Linked DNA regions of Mus musculus: region 1 is linked to region 2. Evidence: chromatin loops called from intact Hi-C (ENCODE). Cell type or tissue: heart. All regions are shown on one strand. Each heading gives the region's core, and the rest is flanking DNA. Links, peaks and the distances in the headings are about the cores only. Region 1 overlaps Nek7 (NIMA (never in mitosis gene a)-related expressed kinase 7). Region 2 has its middle 74 kb from the start of Atp6v1g3.

What was found. Peaks named below come from ENCODE experiments on the same cell type or tissue, not always from the same donor. Only the 100,000 strongest peaks of a DNase experiment are listed, where the experiment ranks them.
Region 1: a loop joins it to region 2, with 2.3 times the contacts of the local background. A loop is called at or near these places in 2 of 42 quality-filtered maps.

Annotation. Positions count from the first base shown.
Region 1 is chr1:138,566,818-138,576,993 of GRCm38, reverse strand. All of the region lies in intron 1 of Nek7 (NIMA (never in mitosis gene a)-related expressed kinase 7), which reads left to right. Among named protein-coding and RNA genes, the nearest start is that of Nek7, 48 kb to the left of the region's middle. In heart, for the core only: no CTCF peak of the experiment used is centred there; DNase peaks (open chromatin) are centred at 5,303 and 8,353; H3K4me3 peaks cover 892 bases; H3K27ac peaks cover 1,016 bases.
Region 2 is chr1:138,342,438-138,352,613 of GRCm38, reverse strand. No RefSeq gene overlaps it. Among named protein-coding and RNA genes, the nearest start is that of Atp6v1g3, 74 kb to the right of the region's middle. In heart, for the core only: no CTCF peak of the experiment used is centred there; DNase peaks (open chromatin) are centred at 3,993 and 5,503.

The DNA.
Region 1 (10,176 bases), core at 745-8,744, 220 kb before region 2:
GTTTCAGCCGCCACGGCCAAGTTCTCATCAGCTGTGGTACTGCATCCGGACGCACAGAGCCAAGCTTAAAATAGACAGAGCCTGTGACCTATTAAATTAACACTGTGTAGATCTCAAACCGGTTGCCATCTAGCCACATGTATCTTTTTGTGTGTTCATTTTTAAAATGGAGAAATATCTGCTCCACTTCACACTTATTCAGTCAATTTAGGGACAGGAATGGGCAGACCAAGAAGATACATTTTAAAAAAAGAAAACAAGAAGGCATGAAAAACCTTCTATCCATGGTTCTGAAAGCTAGCCAGCTTTAGGTCTCCTGATAAAGGATGTGCTCAGTATTATTTTTGCTCAGAATGATATATTATTAAATATCTTTATTCATTTCTGTGAGAAGCAGGCTATAGTTAGCACATGTTTACCCATACCATGAATAAATGTGTTTTATTCCAGCCTGCTTCCTCTTCCTTGGGTCCAAAGGTCTAACCTTGCATTTGAGTTATTCCATTCTCTGACTTTGTCAACTTGCTCCCATGATTCACTTGGGTTTGTTAAGCTCGAGAAAGACAGTGAAGTCATGTGTTTGAGGCAGATACTGCAGCTCCCGTTAGAAAGCGATCACTTAAAAGAATACGTTGTCATTTACATTTCGAATACGAAGCAGTTCACTTCCTTTCATATTATGTTTTAATATGTTGAGGTTAAGAGGAATGGAAAGTTGGGAGTAAAACTTGCAGCGCTTAGTAGGACCACATCCTCTTTCACAGCTTACTATCATAGGAGGGCTTAGTAGCACCACATCATCTTCTTTTAAAGCTTTGCTGCTATAGGATATGGAATTTGCTAAAACACATTCCGAAAGTCATATTGCATAATATTTTAAAACACATCCCCCCTTTTAAAATTCTGTTAGTGTTGCATGATGGCTTTTACAGTTAGAATTTTAAAAATGTAACGTTATTTTCAGCATCAAGTCTCATAGTTAAATGAGACAATTGAAATGGAAAGTATTTAGTTTGTATTAGGTAAAGCACAGGGAGGTGAGGTAGTGGTCACCATTATAACATGGTTCAGTAAAGCAAGCAGGGCTGGAAAGAGAGTTCAGTCAGTGTTTCCTTAATGAGTCAACCTGAGGGTTCTGTTTATGGGAGTCTCTAATCCCATCTATATTAAGAGGAAGATAAAGTTGAACCAGCAGGTGTTGGCAAGAAACGCAATAAAACCATCAGACTCAATAAAACCATTAGTCTTATCAGTACCATAATTTGATTTCATTCCACTTACACTTCAGTCAAGAGCTACCTTGACGTGGTGTTTTGCTGGACCCCTGGTATTTAATGTAGAATCCTTTCTCAGGAAGTAACTTAGTGGGACTTGAGCAAATGTTTTTAGAAAACATTTCCCAAGTAGGGCAGCCATTCTGTAAAGATTTAGTTCAAAGAAGAAATGTTTGCCTAGCATGGAATACTACTTTTTCTTAATTTCACTGTGCTGAAAAACAGATAGCCACAAAAATGACCCCATATCCAAAAACCTTATATTAACCTGTTTTAGTATGTCCTGGTTAGCTGTGTTCTGCACTTTCAAGTGTTTATTTGTTATTGATTAGTTAATAGCCACACACAGTTTATCAGACTGTAAGAATCCATAGCTTTGCATTTGAGCTTAATTTTATGATGGAAATAATGTTATTTATGTCCTACAAATTGTCATGTTATTTAGCTATTCTAACTATTATATAGCTGGAGAAAGGTTAGCATAGACTTTTCTATGAAAATTGAAAGACTTAGAGTGTCTATCCTTTGCTTTTGTCTTCATTTAATGAATTGACTGGAGTACATCTTCTAGACTGATAGGGTACCCGATTGTTTGCCATGATCTTGAAGACTTAAAGGAACGAGTGAACAGTACGTCACTGAGGCCACAGAAGGCATGTGCTAAGGCAGGCAGGTAGTATATTTTGGTTTTATTTCTTATAACAAAGTCATCTATTTTTTTATACATCATTAATAAAGCAAGTATTAATCTCACTCCTGGCTATTTGCCCAAGCGAAGTGAAATTGTCTTATGTATGAATGTTTATAATAATTTTATTTATGATTCCCTGAAACTAGCAATGATGCAGATGCCCGTCATTTGAGGTCTAGGTAAGCGCTGGCATGCCCATCCATGCAGTGGTGTAGTATTCAGCCATTAGAATGAATAGTCTATTTGCACTGAGGAGCTGGACCTCAGTTGTGGAGGGACTGTATTAAAGAGGCTGCATTTACACTGCCCTAGAAAAGACATGACTACTGAGACATGGGACAGATGTACAGTAGCCAGGGCCTAGGGGAGGAGTTGAGTGTGAAGAGAAATTGGATGGCAATGGTTCTTTGGCACTTGGATCTGATCTTGATGCCACTAACTGTGTTTGTCAGATGAAAAATGAAATAAATATGCTGATTTTTACTTTTTTGTATACATTTTAATAGAAATCTTAGGACACTAACTCCATTTATCTTCTGTTTATAAATTATGTCTTTGAATTTTAATTTGTTACAATTTTCATTCTATAATCATTATTACCTTATTATTTCCTGTGGATAATGTTTAATTATGATTTCTGCTGGCTTGTTTTTGTCAACTTGACACAAACCCGAGTCACATGGGACCATCCGTTGAAAAATTGCCTCCATCAGATTGGCTTGTGGGCGTGTCTGTGGGGCCTTTTCCTTTGCTGATTGTTGTGGCAGGGTGCAGCCCACCGTGGGGTCCCTGGACAGGTGGGGCTGAGGTCTATTTGGAAAGTAGCTGAACAAGCAGAGAGAGCAGACCAGTATTTAGAGTCCCTTCTTGGTGTCCGCTTCTGTTCTTTCCATGACTTCCCTTAGTGTACTGTAAGCTGTAAACTGATATAGACCCTTTCTCTTCCCAGGTTGCTTTTAGTCATTGTTTACCACAGCAACACTGCTTAGTTTTCCGGCTTGGCTGTCCTTCTGAGGATATTTTTTTTTATTTTGCATATTCTATCTGTTGGTTTTGTTTATGGATTCTTAATTGTTTAAATATCTGGTTATGTTTTTATCATGTGTTGGATGCTCTATGTGGGAAATCATTTATAGAAATACACTGGAGACTTGGATGTACCTTCTCCAGTGACAGTTTTCATCTTTCTGCCAGGTGTCTTAGGCCAGTAGTTCCCAGGAACCCCTCATTCTAGATCTGAACTGATTGAATGTTTAGAATTCTATTAGAGTTAAGGCTGTCCGGGTTTCCTGGTCTCCACTCACGTGATGGGGAACTCTGGTGTGTTCAGTTCTGGTGTGCCTTCGGTTCCCAAAAGGCCAAAAGAAAAGCTATTCCTCTTCTTAGCACCTCGGCTGTCTCTGGACTGTCAACACGGCACTCAATGGAGAAAGCATGCTCAGGTGAGCTTTTCTTGGTTCCCTGTCGTCCCTCAGATCCTTGCCCTTTGATGTTGCATTCATACATTCACAATCTAATGGTCTTCAGAGGTCTAGTCTGAATGATCATTTTTGTCATTGTGGAAATAAAACATTCCTGTACTCATACACACATGTGAGACAGTATTACAGAAATTTTACACATGAGCGCAAATGGAATTTTTGATTTAATATGTTCACCTGTTATAGCTTATTTAATAAATTCACATTGGATACACTAACAAGTGCTCATTTGCTACATTTAGTCCTGCGCCAAGCATTATGGATAAATCAGTGTGCAAACTGTACTATCCTAACCTTATTCCACCTATAGTTTTGCAAAGTAGGATAGGTAATTTTCCACTTCTGTTTGTCTATTTGGCTTATATATTCGTGGGGTAAGTAGTTTAAACTGTCCAACTAAGTAATGTAAGATATATATATAATAAAAATAAAAATTTTCCTCTTGAGTCTTAATTTATCACTTCATATTATACTGGTTACATTTTAAAGGCACAGTAGGTGTAAGTAAGTGTTTTCAGTCTAGTTTTCAATTTTCTATATTTGTTGAATTTTAAAATTATTTACAAAGTGGTGTGTGTGTGTGTGTGTGTGTGTGTGTGTGTGTGTGGTGTGGAGGGGAGGTCAGAGGACAACTTTTGGAACTTGATTCTCTTCTTCTACCATGTAGGTCCTGAGGATCCACTCAAGTTGTCAGGATTGGGCACAAGTGCCTTTCCCCGCTAGACAATCTTGTGAGACCCTCCTTTTAATTTAGCCAACCTTTATGTTCCTACCAGTTGTTTTTGTTTTATTTTAAATACATTGGCAATATACCTTCTTGTACATAATTTGAAATTCAGTTGCTGATCTACTTTTTTTAGAGCAGAATTAAGAGATTAATAGTACTCAATGGTACACAAAACTTAAAAATATATATTTATTATACTCCTCCTTGGAAGGTAAGATAGTACACTGATGTATATATTACCTGTGAGTTTTGTAACATGCCAATTTGCATCAGTATATCAATATATTTTCTATTAGCAATATATATTTTATTTCTTATACTTATAGATATGAATTTGCATCAATTATGTTAAAAGCAAATTGGAATGTTATATTCTTTTATGAAAAAAAATTTTGGCTTTGAGTCCAACAAGAGTCGCATGTTTTGAAATCCATGGCTTTTCTGGTGCTGTGATGCTATTGTCTTACTCTGGGATTGACGTGTAGCTTGTGGACCTGACTATTCTGCTGAGAGCTTACAGAAGGCGTCCCCACTGAACAACAGAAGACACCAGAGTCAATATTACAGAACAATGGCTGCTTTCACTGTAGAGCAGAGTGACAGCCCGATCGCAGACCTCCTGCCCAGCCGCTACTAACACTGATAGTGCAGTTTTAAGCCTTGGTGTTTGGGGCTCTTCTAATGAGACATTCTGATTTGTGACGTGTGCACGTGGCCCGGCTTTTCCAGCCGCTTCCTTACTAGAGGGCTCCATAGCACCCAGAATTTGTGGAAATAGCATTTTTAGGAAGTGGACTTAGCATGATCCGCAAAGTGGATAAGAAATTCCAAGGTCACTGAATCACAGTCCTAAGCCTAGAGGCCTCTTGCTAAAGGCGATGCATACGTAAGGAGACGCTGGGCCTTCTCTGACTCTCATTTGCTCCCCGCCTGTGAATGACTTAAATTCCATCATCGCCTCTTTGTTAGCTAGCACTCTCTTGTCAAGAACGGCTCTGCCTCGCCATTGTTTAAATGTCCTTATGGACTTTGGTTCTTGTTTCACTAAGGGGACCACAGCGTGCTACTCAGATGTCTGAATGTGGCCTGAGGAATGCCGCCTGCGTCCCTTCAAGCTGACTTCTCTATTTCTTTGACATGTCTCCATTGTTCTCTGAGCACAACTTTGTTTTCTGGTACATCATGTTTCAGGCTCAGCTCGTACTGTCCCAGCCTGAGCTCTGGAACCGCCTGTTTTTTTCCATAGAGCACCAATTCCTTTAAAGGGAGAATAACTTTGAAAGCCAAGTTTGTCGATAAATTATTAATCTTAACTATAAATCTTAGAACTGGGATGGTCTAGAAACATCCGTCATTCTCTTCAAATGTCCAGTAGTCATCCCAGCACCTCCGACAGACTTACCTTATCATCACAGGAATGTCTGAATGGGTTTATTGACTCTGAGTGCTTCCTCTCTCTGCCTTGGCTGATACAGATGTGTCACTTGTCCATTATGGGAAATACTAGATGACTCAGTCACATAAAGGGAGACAGCAGGGTGAGGTCAGGTATTCCTGTTGAATGGTGACTTGTGGCCAAGAAAAATATTTAGATCTGAGTTTAAGTATTCAGGTTTTGCCAAGTATCAGTCACCCTAAACTTTCCATTATGTCCCTTGACATGTGTGTGGGTGTGCATGTGTGTGCATGTGTGTGCACCTATCTGGCTAGATCAATAACCGCCCTTTGGGGGGGAGGTGCTTCTGTTTTGCAGCACAGTTGTTCCTCTTTTGTTCTGTATTTCATTCCTCATGATAGTTGCCTTATTTAATAAAACATGCCTTCTTAATGTTCTCATAGGCTATTTAGGAATGTAAGCGTAGTGATCTTCATGAAAGGATAATGAACATTTTGTTACCTCAAAGGTCAAAGGGGAACATTTCATTTCAGGAAAAGAAACAAGTTTAGATAATGTACTTCAACCCATGCAAGTTCAGCAAAATCAAAAAAGTTAAATGAGCCTGTAAATGGTTATCTGAAACCTCTCCTTGAAGCCCTATGCCCATTCTCCATGAACAGTTTATGCTGCATTGGGAGGCTGTGGATGGATCATGAAAATGTATATTTGAAAATAGGGACGAGTGCTTTTTAGGTATAGACTCCATGGGCAACTATTGTTAATATTGATTTACTGTCAGCTTGGTCTTCATGTTGTTCCCTCCAACAAGTGGAGTTGGGGCTAGCTCTAAAGCTGTTGCCTGTCTGTGGAATACATTCCCCTAACTAGACTGCCGTGTCTGGCCTCAGTGGGAGAGGATGTGCCTAGCCCTGCAGAGACTTGATGTGCCAGGGGTATATCAGGGTGAATCTGGGCTCCACCCTCTCAGAGGAGAAGGGGATTGGGGGAACCAGGAGGCAGGGTAGCAATTGGATGTAAACTGAGTAAAAAACTTGATTTACTTTCAATTTGAATTAAAGGGATGGTGATTTAGAACAGCCTTCTGATTCATTAATTTTTATATTTTTCTTCACTGATAAGTAATGAAGGAAATATGTCCATTTAGCTGATCATTATTACTGTTAAAAAGTCTGTCAAAAAAGGCAAGTTGCAGTGTGTTTTGGCAGAGATCATTGTTACAAGTGAATTTTATTAAATGTTTTAAAAGACATATTTTCAAAATTTCTTCTTTTAAAAAATTCTATAATCTATGCTTTAAATCTGTATTTTGCAATTGGCCAAGAATTCTGTTGACCAAGTTGGAAACATATATTGGTTCATTTTATTTCTGTCAGTGTACAGTACAAACTTTGAAAACATGACATTTTCTGTAGGTATATGGAAAGTTGCTTAAGACTTCTGCCAGAGTGAGTGTAGTGATTGGTTGCTCCTGTGAGATGTAGTTTGCTAGTAAAGATCTGAGGGCTTGAGTTTCTTTACATTTGATATATTGATTAACTATGGGAACAAAGTAATACTTTATTTAAGGAATGATGCTAATGCTATTTTAGTAATATTGCAGTAAGATGGTTACATTTTCACTGAATAAACTATATTGCCTTGTAATGTATGATAGCTTATTTAATAATTTGCATAAGGTCATATTTAAAGTCAGCTCACTGGCAGACCTACGGCCTTTAGACATTTTTCCCTCCCCTGATGAGTGATGAGTGACCATCTGTCTGGAACATGAATTCAGGTTGACCCGAGTGACATGTCTCATGGCAAAAGTGTTTCCATGAACTTCCATAGTCACAGAATAATGACAGTCTTCAGAGCTTTTACCACAGGATATTGATGGAGACAGGTGGTAGTCGGATTGAATCAGAGCAGGAGGAATTCTGTTATAGGTTTCCTCTATTGCCTCATGACAGTTTGGGGTCGGTAGAAGAAATGTATGTACATTTCAGAGGTATTACATGACAGACAAAAGGTGTGTTAGGTTAGAGACAGAAGTGAGTGACCGTCTTCAGTATTAACAACTCTGGACAATCAGAAGGTCTCATCAGTCCGTATAATCTTCATATACAGGTATGGCTTTTTCAGGGAACTTCAGTGCACAGAAAAGACTTGTTTTCAATCACAGAAGAATGTTTTAGCCAATAGCAAATATCAGTGCTTTTGAGAATTGTAAGACGACTTCTGCTTCTCAAGATTCTACGCAAAGCTTTTTATACACAAGCTTTCCCCTAACCATTCACAGTAAGGTCTTCCTGTATTGTTCCTGTCTTGTTGTTTGCTCTTGTGACACCCACCCTGCTTCTATTTCCCATCTGTTACTTGGTTGGTGGTACCACCATATGTTCTCTCTTCCTACCAAATATCATGCAATCAATTGTAACTCTGCTTTCCTCCTCCCAGCCAAATCTACTCATTTACGAGTCCCAAACACAGAGCTTAGAAACAAGGCTAAGATCTGTTCTCTGGTCCCATTACCATTCAGCTTTCATTCAGTCACTAGACACTGCCATGCTTGTATTATGTCAATTAATAGCTAAGAAATATAGTAAGAAACCAAATGGCAGAGCTCTTGCTGTTTGCATTGTAATAGACGGGATCCATAGTAAACAAACATAGGAATATAGCTACAGATACTTAAAAGTGCTGTGCAGACATTGAGTAGTGAGGATATGAGAGCTACACAGGAGAGGAAGGGATCCCATGGAACCTTGGCTAGGGTAGGCTTGGTGTTGAGCCAGCTATTCTGAGATTCTGGACCCAGAGGATAGTAAACAACAGGCTCAGATGCCAGAAATTCGTCAGTAGATCTCCCAGACAGAAGGGATGTCAGTGTTCATGGAAAGTAGCAAGACAGACAGGGCTAAGCTATTGTGGGAGAGTCAGGCAAACTAAGATGCATCTTGGAGATAAAACATCAGTCACAAGTAGGTTCTATACGAGGAGAAACAGGATAAAGTAATGAAATAACAGGATAGATTTCAGATTTTAAGATAGGGTTTTATTTGTATGCATGTGTGCATACATGTGTGTGTGTGTGTGTGTGTGTGTGTGTTTGCACATGCGTGTGTATAGGTGTGTGCTTTTGCATGTGCATAGAGGTCAGAAGAGGGCCTCAGGTATTCTGGTTTCTATTATTCCACGTCTTCCCCTGAGTCAGGATCTCTATTTGAACTGCGGATTGGCAGTTTTTCAGCTAGGATGGAAGCCAGCAAGCCCCAGAGATCCTGCTGTCTTCTGACTTTGAGCTGGAGTTCCCGTCGTGCAGGAGACACTAGGCTTGGATGGCTACTGAATCTGAACTCCAGTTCTTGTGGTCGTGCAACAAGCACCCTTCAGCACCACGCCATCTCTCCAGCTTTGGATTTTAGGTATCTGACCAAGCAGATCTTGTCAAAGTGTTGAACGCTCCATCTGTAGACAGACGTGTAGGAGATATGATCAGTCCCTTGAAATTCTCTTGGGTGATTGTCATGATCAAGTAATTTTTGTTTATTAAAAAGACATCATCAGCTCAGTGACAAAATGTACTGCTTTTTGTATCCTTTGTCTGTTACATGGCTGCAAGTTTTATTTTTTAAATGTAAGCTTTACTTGAAAATGTTCTTGATTGGGCTGGGGAATGTGTCTCAGTAGTAGAACACTTACTTACCTGACATGAGCCCACCCCTCCGGCTCCAAAGTGAATGAAGAAAAAAAAAAAGAAAGAAAAAAAAGGAAGGTCACGACTGCTTCTAGATATGGTGGAGGAAAAGGGATTTTGCAGGTATAGGGAGAGCAGAGGCAGGAGCAGGGGCAGAGACTTCTGGGATTGTCCAGAGTCAACAGGACCCTGAGCTGGGCAATTCGAGGAGACGAGGAGGGAGAGAACCTGGAGAGTAAAGGGCCAGGTAACCAAAGATCTGGATTATATAAGGAACAGCAGCTTCGGGAAGGGCAGCCCAGCCCCTGGACTAGAGAGTTCAGGGTAGCGGGCAGGGAATGCTAGCCTACCATGTAACAGGTAGGGACTGAAGGATGCTGGGAGAACCTGGCTGCCAGCTGTTCTTTAATGTGATGAATAGGAACCTCAGCCATTTGTCCTGGGTTTGAGAGCGAACACAATCCCCACAGAACCTGAGATGAAGTGAAGATGAGTATATTATCAAGTCTTAAGCGTCGAGGACGTGACTTTGAGTATGACATGTGATGAGACATAGCTTTAGAATACTACTTGAGCAAATCACAGTCCCCTCCTACAAATCAGTCACCTTCAGAAAGGATGTTCTTGCGAGTGTTGGAGGGACAAGTGGGACAGCTGCTCTTCCTGGAGCACCTTTTTCTTTTGTTGTGTGGAGTGATTGACAGCTTGGGATTATTCTGTGAAATTTTTGTAAATATTTTCTTGAAAGTTATTATGAAGGCAAACTACTAACACAAACTGTGCCAATAATACAATCCAAATATCATCATTATTACTACTACTACTACTACTACTACTATTATTATTATTATTATTATTATTATTATTATTTGGTTACTTTTGAAACAGGATCTCTCTACATAGCTCTGGCTTTCCTAGAACTCTC
Region 2 (10,176 bases), core at 572-8,571:
TCTAAATGCTTTTACCACAAAGGTATTGGGTTTTGTCAAAAGCCTTTTCTGAATCTATTGAGATCGCTTGTGATTTGAGTCCTTTAGTCCATTTATGAGATGCATTGTATTTATCAACTTGTATGATTATTCCTGTATATCTGAAGTGAAGCCAACTTGATCAGCATGAAAGATCTTTTTGATGGATTGTTGAATTTGGTTTTAAAGTATTTTAGTGATTTTTTTTTTTTTTGGTATCTATTTTCGTCAGGAAGACTGGTGTATAATTTTCTTTTTCTGTTGTGTGGTTATGTGGGTTTGGTGTCATAGTAATACTTGGCTTAGTTTTAATAGTTGGTAACATTCTTTCCTTTTGCTAATTGAACAGATGTAGCAATACTTGTGTCAATTCTTCTTTAAATGTCTAGTGAATTTATCTTGGCTTTTTTTTTTTTATTGTTGCCAGGTACAGATTTGTTTACTTGCCTGTCTCATTTCAGAGAAAACTTGATGCTCAATGTATATAGAAATTCATCCCCTTTCTTTGATATTTTCAGATATAGGGAGATATCAGCCTTCCTGGTATGTATTAACGATGCTTTCAACTTCACTGGCCCCATAAAAACAGAATGTGTTCTGAGAAATGTTGAACAGCAAATCATTGGCTTCTTTTTCTTCCCCATCTTCAGAACGTTGTGAATGCTGCCCATTGTCTCTCCACTAACACCTAGTGAAGGAGGGACCCAGACGAGCCTCAGGGCATCCTAGAGGAGTATCCCAGCTTCCCCTGGGTTTTGTCAAACTTTTACCATGATTCTGATTGTCTTGTCTCTCATGACATCAGTCTTCATGAACATAAAGGAGTGCTGATGTAAATGATGACCAGAAAAAGGCTTGGTTTGAAAGCCAGTAAAAATTTCCACCTGTCACCTCAGGAGAAACTCATGTCTACATTGAAAAAAAATTAAAATTTTTGCTCAGGGCTGGAGAAATGGCTCAGCGGTTATCTTAGGGTTTCTATTCCTGCACAAACATCATGACCAAGAAGCAAGTTGAGGAGGAAAGGGTTTATTCAGCTTACACTTCCATGTTGCTGTTCATCACCAAAGGAAGTCAGGACTGGAACTCAAGCAGGTCAGGAAGCAGGAGCTGATGCAGAGGCTAAGGAGGGATGTTACTTACTGGCTTGCTTGGCCTGCTCTCTTATAGAACCCAGGACTTCCAGCCCAGGGATGGCACCACCCACAATGGACCCTCCCACCCTTGATTACTAATTGAGAAAATGCCTTACATCTGGATCTTGAGGAGGCATTTCCCTAACTGAAGCTCCTTTCTCTGTGATAGCTCCAGCCTGTGTCAAGTTGACACGCAAAAACAGCCAGCACAGGGGTTAAGAGCACTGACTGCTCTTCCAGAGGTCCTGAGTTCAATTCCCAGCAACACATGGTGGCTCACAACCATCTGTAATGGGATCCAATGTTCATTTTATAAGTCAACTTAATTGCCACCTTTTTTTTTCCCTCTGTGTATTTTTTTTTATTCCTCCTGTATCTCATTCAGAGAAAACATATTCTTCCAAACATGTAGTTCCTCTAAGTCCACTCTATTCTCCTTATAGCATTTCTCACATTTTCTTCATTATTTATACATGTGTATGCTATGTATTATATATACATGTTCATCCATAATATTTATTACACATATGTGTGTGCCCGTGATACTAAACATAGTATTTCTCACATTTTCTTCATTATTTATACATGTGTATGCTATGTATTATATATACATGTTCATCCATAATATGTATTACACATATGTGTGTGCCCATGTGTGCACATGATACTAAACTTATAATATTTCTCACATTTTCTTCGTTTATACATGTGTATGTTATGTATTATATATACATGTTCATCCATAATATGTATTACACATGTGTGTGCCCGTGTGTGCACGTGATACTAAACTTATAGTATTTCTCACATTTTCTTCATTTATACATGTGTATGTTATGTATTATATATACATGTTCATCCATAATATGTATTACACATATGTGTGTGCCCGTGTGTGCACGTGATACTAAACTTTAAGGTTCCCAGATGCAGGAGTGATGGTGCGCTTAACAAGAGCCTCCTCCAGGAGAACGTAGTCCAGTTCCTACACTTCCTGCTTAGCGGGTGGAGGCAGGGAGCACTGTATGGCTGAGAGTATGCAGACAGATGTGCTCTGCAAACGTAGCTTTCAGGGTGCTCATTTAGCTGAAAGAACTTTTCAAGCTTCGGGGAATAAGGAGAAGCAGGCCATTGCATAGAACCACTTTCAAGTTACCGGAGAGCAGCAGGCAGAAGCAAACTGTGAGTGGTATAGCGGTATACGTCACTTTTCCATCTGAAGGCGCTCCAGGGTTTGAGTAAAGAAAATGACCTGGGCTAGAATTTATTCAGCTGAGTAAGGTGGGATAAAAGTCTGTAACAGATCTGAGGGTGTTCACTAGCTGACACCTCACCTTTAGCAAGTCTGATGAGTCTCTTGTGGTTGTTTCTGGGTTGAACTTACAAAATTTGATCTACCCAAGTGGTGTCTCTACATCTCAAATTTTATTACTCATTGCCCATATTGTCTTGGGTTTCTGTGCTTCATAGTCTATTTGATCTTTTGAGCCTATACATTTGTTTCAATCTCTCTACTGGTGGCTGAATTAAAAAAAAAAACAGAGCAGTAATACTCAATGGAAAATCCATTTTTCAGATTTGCTACAGTGCAGGAGTAGAGGGCACACGTAAGTCTAACAGGCAGCCTTTGTGATGTGTTCAGCAGGAGAGGGTTTAGGAAGTTAAAATCAGTAATTTCATAGGCACTGAGGTTATGCAACAACTGGTTAAAATCATTGCATATGATGAAGAGTTGGCATATTTATGCATTACATATGAATATATTCATTTACATATAATATTCATATAGAAATGAATATTATATATCATGTATATAAATGAATACAACCTACTCAGCCTATATAATATTACTTGTATACATATGTTTTCAGGGTCGGGCATTTGGTATTAGATAATCAATTGGTTTATTTCTTTACCTATTTTTCTTCTCTGAGACTATTTCTTTTACTCTCTCACAGAATTCCTTAGTTGTGTGTTGTGTACGGTTGAGGCCAGTAAGCCCCTGTCCCCTGAGTTAACAATACACCTTGAGGTCATATAATACTATGACTGCCATCCTACTGTGTACTTGGCCTGCTTGCTTAACTTGATTTAAGAGAACAAAAGAACACCCAACTTTATTTGCTTTGGATTTCCAATATAATCACCTTTTACAACCTACACTAGTGCATAGCTGTAATCTTAAATTATGTACTGTTCCATGCCCCTGACCCAGAGAACAGTGTGTGTGTGTGTGTTTGTGTTATGATAATCATTTGTTGAAAACAGCAAATATGTCAAAAGAGACCTTATGCTACAAATACTTGCCATAAATGTTGGAAACAGCATAGAGATATTGTTTGATACACGGTATGTTGGCAGTATTGTCTGTCACATGGCTCAGTTGAACTCTGTGATATTTTTGCTTATAAAACTTTGCTAAAGATTTCTGTAAAGTATCTCTTATACCCCCCCTCCCCCGCTCCAGTGAGAGACATGAGCCAAACACTTAGACATTAGGCAGCATACATAAACACATATCAGACAGACTAGGGACAAACCAGAAAGTAGAAGCTACCTAAGACCAATGTATTTTTCCCTGCACAAAGAGGATTTTCTTCCGGTGAGGTAAAGGTGAATGCAGAGTGTTTGCAAAATGCCCTGAGACCGTCAGAGCAATAGCACAAGGAAGTAAGTACCTATCAGATTGGGTATAATACCGTCTTCCCAGGGCAGTGACTTAGAAAGAGAGGGCTTGGGACTGTTAAAGGGGTGTGCGTGGCAGGATGTGGTCAGCTGGCTTTTGTGCTCTTTGTAGACTCTGTGAGTCAAGTGTGAGTCATGTCATGAGAAGTCTGTGTGGAATCTAACGAACAGCCCCAGGGAATGGCAGGAACCCAAAAGCAAAGCGTGTTCATGGGGGAGCTGAGTTCTACTTCTCATGGAGAAGCTAGTGAGTAAGGGCCAGAAGCCTCGCTGTGACCTGTCCTTCATCTGTACAGTGAGCAGATTAACCTCCATCAGCAGGAGGCCTGATGTGTTTGACTTTATGTAAGTGTTGGGAATCAATGAGGAAAATCTAAACAATAGTATCCAGGAGACTAAGCACAGCTCACCACACTGAGGTCCGAGCTAGCTGACTGAGGGGTGTTGACTGTTTCTGAAAAAAAAAATGGTAGTACCTGTAATTATTAACTGATTTATTTTTTTTCTCCCACTAGAGGAGACATCATCACGAAGTAGGAAGATGTAAAGCAATTAGAAATATTCTCTGGCACCGTGTCAGCAGCCCTCCTGGCTCGTCTTCTCTAATTAAATATGAAATGTTGTAAAGTGGCTCATTCTTGCAAGTTTTCTCTTTTATTTCAATGGTGTCCATACACACTAGAAGAAAGAAAAAAAAACCCATAGGCATAAGGGTTCAAATTGACCAATCTGTAGATGCTCAGAATTGAATTTGGGTGAAAACAGTTCTAAGTTTCCAATAATTCAATATATTTCTTTTAACATTAGCTAGAAATGGCCATGTAGTTCAAGATGCCAAATGCACTCAGTATGGAGGGAGGACACTGATTATTTTAATGGATTTGTTTAAAAATGTATAGTGTTTTCTGCTTATTCAGGAAAAAATCTAACGATTTCATTCACTATCAGGAAGAAAAAAAGCAATGCATATGTTATATATTTATATACCCACAATAGATCACAACCACAGAAGTAGTCAATACCATGGATGACAGCTGGACACAGCTACATAACTGGTGAAACAGAATACCCTGCAGAGTGAAGTTGCTCAGACTGGAGACTGATGCTCCTGTGTGAGAATGGCCCTTCCTCCTCCAGTAGAATTCTATTAGCTATAAAATAATTTCTGAAAAAAAATTATGTTTGAAATTTATGGAACTTAAGTTTTTAAAATTTTCCCACTTGCTTTTACATCAAAAGCAAATCATAAGCTAAATTTATTGAGGTTAGATTTTTGAATTTTGAGAGGAGAATACTGCTATGGAGTAAAATTTAGTTTTGTGTAAATCTCAAAAGTTGAGGGGTTATTTTAAAGAGCATGGCTATAAGGAGTGTTCCATGAGCAGTTTGATGGGGAATGCCCATTGCTACATATTGCAGGAGAAAGACTTTTGGAGTTAACATCTGTTTCTTCATTCAACTTTTACCTTAAAAAAAACCAACCCACTAGTTTTCAGAAGGGGAACCAGGACGCATGTGCCTGTGAATTAATGCAACTTATTCTCATCATTCGCTATTGCTGTGAATCTTCCCAAAGTAAGCGAGCATCCACAAGCGCTGAGGAAGAAGTCATAGAGTATCGAGTGTCTTTGTTTTCTTCCACCTAGCTGGAGGAAGGCTGGCAAGCTCTCAGGATCAGGCACTCCCTCAAGATTGCAAGAGCTTCCTGGCTTGATACTGGCCAGAAATAACACCACAGAATGTTTTTTTACAATTCTACTTTTGGGTAAAAACAGGAAAGGGAGAGGCAGGTTGAAATTAAATTTAAAAATAATAAGATGGATATGAGCAGAAAGAAAATATAACCTTTTCTTTTCAGTTTGGGAAAAAATAAAAACGAACTCTGATCATCCAGATTGTTCACTTACGTGCTTTTGAGTAGGGGGATTATGGAGTGCTTTAAACATGTTCCAGGATTTCTCTTTACTTTTTCCCCACACGTGGGCTACTGAGCTAAGCTGACCGTTCCTCACTCACCTCTCGGACCTGGTAGTCACTCCACTGGAAAGACTCTCTGCTGTCTCAAGTGCTCGGTCGGAGCAGGCGAGGTGCTTGCACACTAAAGGGCCTTTGCATATTCTCAGGACTGAAACAATTGTTAATATTTGTAGTTGGCTATTACATTTCCCATCCCCATCCAATCAGTGGTTACTAAACATGGATCATTTATATAACTGCAAATGCTATGCCAAAGCGCTAAATCTAACATTTGACGGGCAGAAAAAAAATATTGTTATTGAGTACAACGTTATTTTTCAAACTCTGAAGGGGATAGCAGAGTAATATGAGGAGAACTCCCGATCTTTTGTCTTTCCATGCTTTCTTTCCGGTGTCCGTTGTCAGAGTGAAGGATAAACATTTTTTCCCCGTTTCAGACTATTGTGGTATCCTCCTGGATTCCCTTTGAAACGGTCCCCACTTCCCTCTGACACCATTGCTATCCTCTACCCAGCAGCGACCGTGGACCAGCAGCGGCACACGGCAGTAAACGCTCAGCTTTTTCTTCAAGGCTTTTCTAATTTTTAATTAAAAAGAAATGCTAGATTCTTGCTGATCACCCAGAGTGTGACTCTCCATGGTTACCTGTCACTCAAAGAGCTCCCGCTCTGAAGAATGCTAATTAGCCCCGCTAAAGCTCTGTAATTGAACTGGAGAGATGACTGAGGAAGTGCAGGTCTGCCTTCATTCAGAGCCCGCCTTGCCATCTAAATGGATGGAGCCATCCTGACAATGTGAAGACATAAAGGGAGAAGAGGAGGAGAAAGAAAAGCAACAACATTCCATCTGCCATTTTTTACTCTTAGTTTTTAAAGTAATTATCAAGATGTAACCTGGATACCGGAGTATGAATAACAAAAAAAAAAAAAAAAAAAAAAAAAAAGGTTTTCTTTAGCCTTCAGAGAATGAGCCTCACGGCCACCTGCTTGACAATGCTCCCTATCGTAGTGAATGCACTGAACTGTATAAAGATGAATCATTTGAAACAAATAGACGCATTAGGACATCAATGTGGATAGCCAGAGTGATGTTAGGCGGATGCTTGGGAGAAAATAGATTTCATTTGAATCGGGGTAGGATTCGGATCTGATAGTTGACCTTGCAGGAATGCTTGGTTATTTTTGGAGTACAGGAACAGAAATCTGTGCCATTGCAATGTCCCTCATACCTACCAGCTTGGTGTTCAGATCCCATCCGTGAGCTAGAAAACCTTAACCCATCACTGAGTTAGAGAAACAAAGCTGGTGTGGACCTGTTCTAAAGTTTTCATCTCCTCTTAGTCTGGTTTTTAAATATTCAAGTGACAAATCTGAAGTCGACAAGGGATAGTCTAGTTGACATGATAGGACAGCCCGTTTAATATTGTCACGGAATTGCGGCTTGGACATGCTAGGACCTTAACATATGAGAATTAAAATATTAGCCACATTGAACTCTAGCAGACTTTATTGGAGCCAAGAACAGTCTGCACACTGGGATCCTGTGATTGAGGGCTGTGCTCATAATCAGGGGATGTTGATGCTCAGGAAACAGGAAGTGGGTCCCCAAACAGCTTAACTGATTCCAGGTGGGCTTTGCTGTTTTGAATGGGGTCTCATTAGCTGGTCGCCTGTGACTTGAAGAAGTTTGATGGCTATGATTAGCTGAGAGTCATAAAAGATATACCCATAACTCAGCCTTTCTACTCATGCCTGTTGGGGGTAGTTAACTATGCCGAGAGACTCAAAGTAAGGTAGTATCCTCAGGCAGTACTGTGTCCAACAACTATCACAGGCACTCAGGCTTGGAAACCAAGGCGTTAGAGAAGCAGTCGAAGCTCCAAGCCATGCAGGGAATCACAGGGCTCTCAACCCAAGCTTATCATTTCAGGGGATAGATAAATGTGATTTGGTTCTAGGTAAGAGAGTGAACAGAGTAAGATCCACTGGATTGGAGTAATTTATCTTTTCTTTGTTCCATTGCAGGGTCTGTACGGACAACAGTGCTTGGTACCTTTCCTATGTGCTTGCTGTCCTTCATATGTGCTTGGGACCTTTAGTATGTTTGTTGAGTGAATGAATGAATGAATGAATGAACAAGCATATTCTTAGACCACTTGACTTCTCCAGAGAATGCTCAGATATTTGAAAGGTTAAACCATCCCATCAGATGATTTTCCCTTCCCTTCCTTCCTTCGTTTCTTCCTTTGTTTCTCCCTCCCTTCCCCCTCTCCTTCCTTGTTTCTTTCTTTTCTTTCTCTTGTTCATGCTGGCAGTGAATCAGTGCCCAAGTTAAACTGGGTATGGTGACTTTGACAAATCTCTTTTAATAGAAAGACTGGAAACCGCTGTTACCATAACTTATCTAGCCACGGTGTGGTAGACTAGTGCCTTTCTCTGGTGGGGAAGGGGTTAGAACACTCTTAAGCAACAAACGTGTGAAGCCTAACATGAGAATAAGAGAGACAGACAAAACCGCATTCCAGGGCCACTGAGTTGCTGCCATAGCCCAGGCACACAATTGTTTTATGTCATGCTTACAATAAACTCATACTTGTGACATTATCTGCATGTCCTTACAGAAAAGAAAAGTGTCTCTGGATGTAATAAAATAGACTTCTTGGGGTAATAAAGATATGAATGAAAGGACTACTCCTTAAACCCAAGTGCTTTTTTTCTTATAGCTATGTTCTCTTTAGAACACTATTTTAGTTCAGTTTCTAACTACAGTTGCCTGGTTCGCATGTAAATCCATACAACTCAAAATTGATTTTTCACAAGTCCTCAGAGAGTTGGTAATTCCCATCAGACTTGAGTAATTTTATCTACTAAGTCTGGGTCTTGATACTTTCCTGGTGCTAACAGAAGATTTCTCTAAAATGGTGTAAATTGTGCAGGATATGGAAGGGGGTTACATCTAGAATCATCTGGGAGATGGCCCGCTGGGCATACCTGTGGAGAGTTATCTTGATTGCATTCCTTGAGATGAGAAGATCTGGTTCATAGAGGTAGGACTACGAAGTGGCTGGGATCCTAGATTGTGTACAAGATAACATGTGCTTGCTGTCCTCTGCTTCTTGACTAAGGAAACAAAGTGACTCACTCCCTCATGCTCCTGCTCCTGTGACTCATCCACCGTGATGGACAGCAGCCTAGCAGTGAGAGTCAGAATAAGCCTCGGCCCTTCCTTCCTTCCTTGGGTTGCTTTTGTCAGGGTATTTATCACAGAATCAAGACAAACAAAATATGACCCACCTAAGAAAGTGAGAGCCAATGGGCCAGAGAGATAGGAGCTCTCAGCCCTTACAGGATGACAGGCAAGCAAAGGGGTTGAGAACTGGGTTGCAGCTATCAATGGAAATAACTCTGGAGGTTTTAGTGAGGATGGGCACATGGGGGTTTTGAAGTCTCACTTAGAAAATAGAAGCTGGAGAAGGAACAAACAAGGAAGTAAATGGCCCTTTGAGGGGACTGTCCTAAGAGTTGCCAGAGTAAAGAGGGAAGGTTTGGTTGTCCCGAGGGGTTGGGGAATCTCCACTTCAGGATACACATTATAAGCCAGAGGCATCTGATTTGGGGTCTGGAAGTGTGTGTGTGCCAAAACAAACAGACTTAAGAAGGTGGTAACTGGCTGCAGAGAGTGAGAGGGTGGTAGTACCATGTGCCAGATGAACATGTAGAGAATTGCTTAATTTGGGGACACCGTAAGATACTAATTTTGAAGACATTAGTACTGAAGGTCTACAATACACTTAAAAAGACTAAAGGGTGCGATAAAGAACGATACAGTAGGTTGACTATAATTCAAGAAGTGCATCTATCATAAAAGAAGAAGGCACAATGATTGTGTCATTTCTTCTCGGGGTTATTTGGAAAGGTCACAGAAAGACAAAAAAAAAAAAATGAAGAGATCATTGAAAATGCATTAAGTGTTCCATCTGCCGCGCCCTTTTCCCACCTGGTAACAAGGAGCCACATCTTGCCACACCTGGGTGCCTGCATCCAGACCTACCCACCTCAGCACCGATCACTACCTTCTACTCTAAAGGAAAAGAGAAAAATGCCAGAGCCCTAAAAGCATCATCTAAAGTGCTGTCCCTAACACTTGATGTGTAAGCTTTTAGTTCCCTAACATAGTATTATTTTTTACATTTATCAGACACTATAATTTTAACTTTGTAATTAAGTATCACCACATTAATAAATAATAACAGTGTGCGCTTGTTCCAAAATTGGTGAGTGAAAAGCTTTTTGCTGAAGTGACTTGTTAAGAATATTTTCTTCAACAGTGATTTTGTTTCTGATGCTTCCCCAGAAAACAT